2 separate regions of the Homo sapiens genome follow, and region 2 is linked to region 1. The links are chromatin contacts, found by Hi-C or POLR2A ChIA-PET in ENCODE. All regions are on one chromosome and are shown on one strand. The core of a region is the stretch at or near the end of the contact, and the rest is flanking DNA. Distances in the headings are between cores, read along the strand shown.

Region 1 (3,895 bases), core at 1,018-3,517:
CCCCACAGGGACTGCCATCTGCTCAAGAGGGACAGCTTCTGAGACCCTGAGGGGCCGGCGCCCCAAAGCCCGGCTCTTGCAAATTTAACAGCAAGGGTGCACACAGGGGCCCAGGGACAGGGAGATCATCCAGACAGTCACCAATCCAGACAGTGCCAGTTCCCCAATTTATTCTGGGGAAAGTAAATCAACATTTGAACATAATCATGTATAGGAAGCTTCTGTGTGCCCATAGCCAGAGCTAAGAACTTTCCTGCCAGATACACATAGGTACAAAGGGATAGAAGGGAAAGAGCCATCATTTTGTAAACCACAAACACAAAGTAAATATATTAATTAGGGGAAAATTACATTTACTTATAAAGTTTGTCATGTTGTTTCTTTGGAGCTTATGTTTCTATTTCTGTTCCAATAAATATTTTAAAATTTCCAAAAAAAGATCGAAGAGCAAAGCAGAGAGAATGCAGTTTCTCAGAGACCCTGGCTCCAACATCAAAGGCGGTCAGCATGCTCCTCCCTTCCCCGAATTGTCTGCCAGTCCCAGTTTGCAGCCATGGCAGAATGAACCAGCTACCCCACAGGCATCCCGCAGGTGCCTCTCGCCTGGCTTTCGGTGCCAGGCACCGTCTGGGCTAAATGGAGAGTCCTCGGCAGAGGGCTGACAGCTGGGCAGGGCTAGAAGCCACTCTGCTCTGAGGCCTGAGCCCCCTACACAGCCATCCCGCCTGAGGAATAGGCTGATGTCTCCAAATGTCTGGCCTTGGGGCGGGCCACCCACATTCTGAGCCTGTGCCTGGAGAAGCTTACAGCTTCCAAAGGGCGCTGAGAGAAGCCAAGCCCCCTGAGGTGGGCACGGGTGGGGCCCGAGGCTGCCCTCACTCGCCGGCCTCACCTTGATTCCCTCGATCCTGAACCCCAGGGTGGCCGTGGAGCTGATGGTCTCCCGCCACTGCATGTACCGTGGCTTGGTCACAGCCCGCTGTGCTTTTTCCTCCTCGGTGGGGGCCTCGGGGTCCACCTCGATCATCTTCTGGTACATGTCCTTCCGCAGGCTGGGCTTCTTCCGGGCCTTCGTGAGCTCCTCCTCCAGGTAGGTCCTACGTGGGAGGGAAGGCGACATGAGGGCCGAGGCCTGGGGCAGGGCTCACCAGCAGCTCCTTTCCTGCCTGGTGGATGAAGGTTTGGGGCGTGTGTTGCCCAACAGCTGCAGTCAGCTCAGTGCCCTGAGTCAAGGCACGTCTTTCCGAGGGGACGGCAGACTCTGTTCCAGCTGGGGCTGGCTCTAATTTTTCTTTTCTTTTTTTTTTAGACAATTTTTTTAGTAGATAAGGGAGTCTCGCTATGTTGCCCCGGCTGGTCTCAAACTTCTAGCCTCAAGTGATCCTCCCACCTTGGCCTCCCAAAGTGCTGGGATTACAGGTGTGCACCACCACCCAGCCTGGGGTTGGCTCTTGATCCAGGAGAAAAGGTGCAGCCTCACTGAATCGGACTGCCTTCACTTTCACTCCAAGCCCATCGGCTGGCCTCACAAAGCCCAAGGAGCTCCTCCTCGGGAGACCCCCACAGGAACCAGCAGAAGAAGGAAGACGGAGGCAGGGCAGCAGGGGGTGTCGGGGGTGGCTGGTCCTGATCCTGCTGCTACGGTGGAGCTAAGAGAGGGGACTGGGGGCAGGGTCTACTCAGGGCCCCACTAGATCCCCTTGGCTGCCTCGGCCCTTCCATAAAGCGAGGGCTTCCAAAGCCAGAACCTGTCCTGGTGGGAGAAGTGGTCTGTCCTCAAGTCCCCATCTCTGCTGCTCTCAGGCAGCCTGAAGGCTGAGCCTGCCCATAAGTGTCTCTGGCTCTTTCCAAAGAGGTGAAATCTTCTGGAGCACAAAGTTCAGGTCAGAAAGTGGCCTTGGAAGGGGTCCCAGTGTGGATGGAGAAGGCCGTATTGTGGGGGAAAGGCAGGGGGCTCCCTCAGCCTCTGCTCATCCCAGAGACATGCCTGGTGCACCCCACCCCATCGACACCAGGCCTCCTCATAGGTGAGCCCCCAGTCCAAAAAGCCTGAGAAAATGCTTCCAACTCAACTGCCTCACGGCCCTGGCCTCCACACGAGCAGCTCCAGCTGAACTGGCGGGGACCACCTAGACACTGGGGAAGGTAACAGGGGCAGGGACAGCAGAGCACTTGAGCAGCCGGGGGCTGAATCGCTGGCCCTGAGCTGCCGGGACACGCCACCTCCCCCAGCACACAGCTCTGCGCTTCTACCTTCTCCAGAGCAGAGGTGGGGTGAGTCATCCCACCCCCGCTCCTCTGCTCTCCTTTTAGAGCCCCAGTCTCCCTACACAACAGGCTCAGAGGCTGCCCACAGCCCTTGAGGAGGCAGAAATCAGCAGTGTCAGTTGCAGGATGGGGAAGTTTTCTCCCCTTTGCCCTGTGTGGGCGGGAGCTGCCCACAGAGGCCCCGCCCGCCTGCCCTCCACCTGGCCCTCCACTCTTCCTGCATCTGTCTCCCAGGCCTTGTTCCAACACTGCCCACCAACTTCTCCAAGTTGCTGGTTTGGGACCCAGAACAGACTAAACAAAAACTACAGCCTCTTAAAAATGACAGGCTTTAGAAACCACTGTATTAATTGAAATTTGCACGGAAAGAAAAGGGAAGAAAAAAACAAATCCTTTGGGTGTGAACTTAGGCCTGGCTGGTTAGGACCTTCCAGGAGGTGATGAGGGCTGGAGGGGGAAGTCAGTAGCTTTGGGTTGGGCCCTTGCATGCACACACAACCATGTGCGCACATACACACACATGTGCTCATGCACACACATGCACATAAACGCGGACTCCTGTGCACCACTGCACACACACAGGTGCACCCATGCAGGACACGCACAGAGCACACCCCTCACATGCAGAGCCAGGTCAGTGGTGACGGGGGCATTGAGGCAGGGGCTGCGTGTGCATCCATGTGTGTACTGTGTAGAAAAGGGGCAGCCAGGCTGTGGGAGGGACTCCTGAGGGCGCTGTAGGGGACCGCATGGTGGGTGGCTGCACTTCTGCAAAGAGCTCTCAGCACCCCCTTAAACAGGAAGCAGACCTCAATGTGAAATCCCTTTTCACATGGCCTTTCTCCAAAAAGGGCCCCCGTGGCTCAAAGCGGGCAGTCACTCACTGCCCAGGAGAGGAAAGAGGCTGGGGGGAGATGTCCACAGGGGGTGCCAGCTGGATGGTGGGGCGGGATGCCCACAGGAAGGTGAGGCTCAGCCCCTCCCCACACTCCCCTGCCTGCCCGAGACAAAGTCGAAGCTCCAAGCCATGCAGGGAAGCAGAGACCTGCTCGCCCACTCACAGGACGCTGGGGGAGGAGGGGACTCAAGATCAGGTGGAGGAAGTGCTCCTTTGAGACAGGCCAGCCCAGGGAGCCAACAGGTGGCAGGCGAAAGCCACCCAGAGCTCCTAGGTGCTAGGGGCGGGCTCTCACCTGCACTCCCCAGGCCCCTGGTCCCAATGTCAGGAAGACAGTGTTGACTCTCCAGGACAAGTCACAAATCTCAGAGCATGCCCCAGAGCCACTGAGCACATGTCGGCGGGAGCCAGAGTCCCAAGAAGCCCCGACGTGCAGACGCCACCAGCAACTGCATCACATTCTCCTTAGTGCCACCCTTCTGCCCCCGCCATGCCCAGCATTGTTTGGTGACCGGCCCTTCCCTTTCTCTGTGACATGTCTCAAACTCTCTTGCCCTGGGACTCAGCATGTGAGGTAACCCTGGGCTCCAGCCTCCTCACCCTGTCATGGAAAGGCCACATTCTAGAGGTGACCATGAGCAGCCAGTCTTGGGAGAGGCCCTGCAGCCAAGGGTTCTGGATGAACGCATTTGGGGGAAGGCACAGTCCATGGCCCAAATGGAACTAGCC
Region 2 (3,528 bases), core at 464-2,963, 95 kb before region 1:
TATCGCCTTCTTTGGGACACCTCCCCGAGGCCTCCCCCACGCTAGCTGGCTTCACAGATAGGTCCATGTTGTCGCAGCACCTCCAGCACATCACAGCTGCAACATTCCTCACTGTTTCTGTAAGTCTATCTTTGTAGTTGTCAGTATCTCTCAGCTCATTTCTTAGATTCTTGAAGGCAGAGGCTGGATTTTACTCATTTCTCTCTCCCTGGAATCTAAGTCTTAGTAGGCCTTCAATAATTGTGTATTAAATGGAAGCTTGCTATGATTTTAACCAACACAGTAACTCCAGGCCAGAAAAGGCTAAGCGAGTTCTTCTAAGCCATACAGGTTTTAGTGGCTGAACAAAGACTAAAATTTTTAACCCTGTTCTTCTGACTGCCAAACCTAAGCTAATGACTCGTGTGTGTGTGTATCTGTGTATGTGTACACACGCATGTGTGTGTCCACCAGTATCATCACTAACCCCTGGCCATTTGCTTTTAAAATTATTTTATTCAGAGACTTATACAATAAGTATAAGTATACAATAACCCATGTTCTTTTAGCCTCTTCTGAGACCCTGGGTTGTTTATAATAATAATCACTATTATTCCTGAAGGGAGGCTATTGCACCCTTCCAATTATTCAGACGATTTGCTGACTGTCTGGATAATTCCGAAGCCTTTAACCCCTCCCTAACGTTAGAGGCGGTAACTTTCATCCGTTTACTTTTTCCAGGTGCGGAGGCGAAGCAGCCTTATTCAGAAAATCGAATTCAAACAGGACCTCAAGCTGCCGGCTGTTGCTTCTACCAACTGCCCCATTATTAACGCCAGACGGCGCTGTGTCCTCACTGGCTCTTTAACCACCACGTCGGGCTCACAGAAGGCTCAGGTTTCCTCCAGTATAGTTCAGGGGATGGTGAACGCTTCCCAACAAGCCTGCAACAGGCGCATTTCTTTCTGCTTTTGGTGCGTGTGTGTAGGGAAGTGTCCCATCTTTTAACTAGTCTTGCGGAGACCTGGCCTGGTGTTTGCAAATCTGTTTCCTCTATTATCGATCCGATCTCTGGATTGCTTTTTCTCTGACACTTGAAACAAATTCACTCCTATATATTTTTTAAGTGATTTTTTTTTTTTTTTTTTTTTTTTACAAAATAGAGCTGGGGCGGGGGGGGGGGGGTCTCGCTACGTTGCCCAGGCTGGTTTCGAACTCCTGGGCACAAGTAATTCTCCCACCTTGGCCTCCCAAAGTGGGGAATACAGACGGGAGCCACTGCGCTCGCCCCAAACAAAATCATTTAAATCACAATGCACTGAAGGCCGACTAGGTGTCAGGCGCCGCGCGGTCCGTCCCTTGTCCCCATGTCCCTGGCCAAAGGCTTGCTCTAGATCAGGGGACTCAGCCTCGAGGCTTTCCCGACGGTGTCAGCCAAGCACACACTCCCAGTTCGCAGGGCTTCGTGGTCAAGGTTCCTAGTTCACCTGTCTGGGAGGGCGAGGTGTGTCCACCCCTTCCAGCACCTGGGCAAACAGCTCCCTTTGCGGTCCTCTTCCACTGCTTTCCCTCCGCCCTGATTTTCCATTCCTTGTGAGCGGTGGTTTTGGTTGGGGGGAGGGGGCGGGGAAGGGGCCTGGCGAGGAGGGGCGTCAGAGCGCTGTCACCGGGTGTCGCGCCGCCCTCCCCGCCCCTCCGCCGGGCGTGTGGGGACGCCGGAGGGCGGGAGTCTCCGCGAGCCGCGCGGCGCACGGAGCACGGCGGCCGCCTGAGCTCGGCGCGGAGCCCGGAGCCCGCAGCCGACAGTCTCCTGCTCCCGTACGCTGGGCGCCAGCTCCGGCCGTGCTGCCCGGCTGCCTGAGAGCGCGCCCGGCCATGGAGCCCTCGCACAAAGACGCCGAGACGGCGGCGGCGGCGGCGGCGGTGGCGGCGGCGGACCCCCGGGGGGCGTCCTCGTCCAGCGGGGTGGTGGTGCAGGTCCGCGAGAAGAAGGGCCCCCTGCGCGCCGCCATCCCCTACATGCCCTTCCCCGTGGCCGTCATCTGCCTCTTCCTCAACACTTTCGTGCCGGGACTGGGTAAGACACGGCTGCCGCGACCCTTGCGACCCCCACCCCGCCGCGGGAGGGCGTGGGGGGAGAGAAGGGCGCGGCCGGAGACCTCCTGGCGGGGCCGCGCGCTCCAAGTGCTGCGACCACGCGCCACCGCCCGCTCCTGGCGTCCCCGGGCAGGTGGCAGAAGCGCGTGGAGTGTGCACCCCAGAGGGGAGAGGCTGCGCTGGGGTCTCCGACCCGCAGGCGGGGCCCCAAAGAGCCGGAAACTTTGCGGCCAATGTTGGAGCCCGCAGCGGCGGCCGGAATGGCTCTGCCGGCTTCGGAGTAGGGCTCCCGTCCCGGCGCCCCGATTTCTGCTCCTTCTCTCCGTCGTGTGCATCCGTCCGCGAGCCCACTTCCCCGAGAGGAATGGGGTCGGATCAGAATGAGCTCTAGGGCCTCGGCGGCGAGGATCAAACTCCCGGGCGTCGAAGTCAGCTGAGCCGGGGAAAGAGGACGAGCCGGGCTAGATATACCTGCAGCCCCCTTTGGTTCGCGGAGTGCGGACCGCGTGGGGACGAGAACTCTAGCCAGAGTCTCCTCCGCCTCATTCAGGGGTACCTGCACTTCCGCCAGCACCCCGCAGGGCGCCAGGGGGATGGGGGATGATTTTATTAGTTTGGATGCATGTGGCCAGAGATGAACCCATAGCTCCCTCGGATCCCTTCTGTTCCTGAGAAGTAGAGAGTGCGCCGATGTAATTCTGTGCAGGACTCCGGCAGCCGGCAGGGGTTCTGGTGGCATCTATGTCCCACGTTTTAAAGCAGAGGCCCCTTACAGAGATGGTGCAGGAGGGTGAATGGAGGCAGGGAATGAGAAGTTTTCCTGACCCTCCCTCCCTTAACTCCACCCCCAGGTCTCTGCCTGCACGCCCCTCCCCTCCTCCAGCTTGGCACTGGCTGCTCCTGCGTGCTGGGAGGTGCCCCCCTCTCCCGTGCCCGCCCGAAGAACCAGGCGCCCCAGTGCCCTCTCCGGGAGAAAGCGTGCCCCTGTCGGCGAGCCTGTTGCCAACGTATGGTTCCAAGTTCCCAAGAGCAGAGGCCAGCTGGAAGGGGTTTTCAGTTTGACTTTGGCCTTTCTCACGGTCTCCTCGCTCTTCGCCTGCTTAGCAGGGGCCTCTGCTGCGGTGACAGCCAAGGCCACAGCCACCCACGCAGGACCCGTTCACTTTCCCCTCCGAGCTTACTTGTCTTTCTACCCTAAGGGGCTGCTGCGGCCAGAGCAGCCTATCTGAGCAGTAAGTTAGGTGGCCTTTAGTTGGGCTTCTCTCTTCTGGGGTGCCTCCAGCAGCCTGTCCCCCTGGCTGGTGTCATCAGATCAGCTCTCTTTGCACATTTAGACACTGCAAGGAGGCCAGCTGGTGTTAATCTAGTTTTATCAGAAATTCTCACCTGCTGGAGTAAAAAGAGACTGCCTGCCCCTCCCTCTGGCGGATATGAAGATCCTCCTGAGCCAGC

The links. A loop is a pair of places that touch in the nucleus more often than their neighbours do. ChIA-PET counts read pairs that join two places held with the same protein, here RNA polymerase II (POLR2A). Pooled maps may share reads with other maps.
Region 2: a loop to region 1 is called in a map of mesothelial cell of epicardium, with 11 times the contacts of the local background. The contact joins the promoter of STUM here to the enhancer-like site in region 1. A Hi-C loop is called at or near these places in 6 of 168 maps with a recorded cell type or tissue (MCF 10A, ascending aorta, dorsolateral prefrontal cortex and 3 more) and 7 of 50 pooled maps. POLR2A ChIA-PET finds 5 or more read pairs at or near these places in 1 of 52 experiments (Panc1).

Annotation. Positions count from the first base shown.
Region 1 is chr1:226,641,029-226,644,923 of GRCh38, forward strand. ITPKB (inositol-trisphosphate 3-kinase B) reads right to left here. Exons shown (of 8, transcript NM_002221.4): 5 at 893-1,097. Among named protein-coding and RNA genes, the nearest start is that of ITPKB-IT1, 32 kb to the right of the region's middle. RefSeq lists enhancers at 1,418-2,085, 2,350-2,409, 2,520-2,599, 3,210-3,309, 3,420-3,895 and silencers at 2,140-2,434, 3,438-3,660. Within about 2 kb of position 2,268, at least 18 of the 41 ENCODE cell types and tissues checked have a DNase peak (open chromatin) inside an H3K27ac peak, as active enhancers do; they include dorsolateral prefrontal cortex, where a contact is called at or near this core.
Region 2 is chr1:226,547,051-226,550,578 of GRCh38, forward strand. It overlaps STUM (stum, mechanosensory transduction mediator homolog), which reads left to right and starts at 1,714. Exons shown (of 4, transcript NM_001003665.4): 1 at 1,714-2,056. The coding sequence starts at 1,855. RefSeq lists a silencer at 698-992.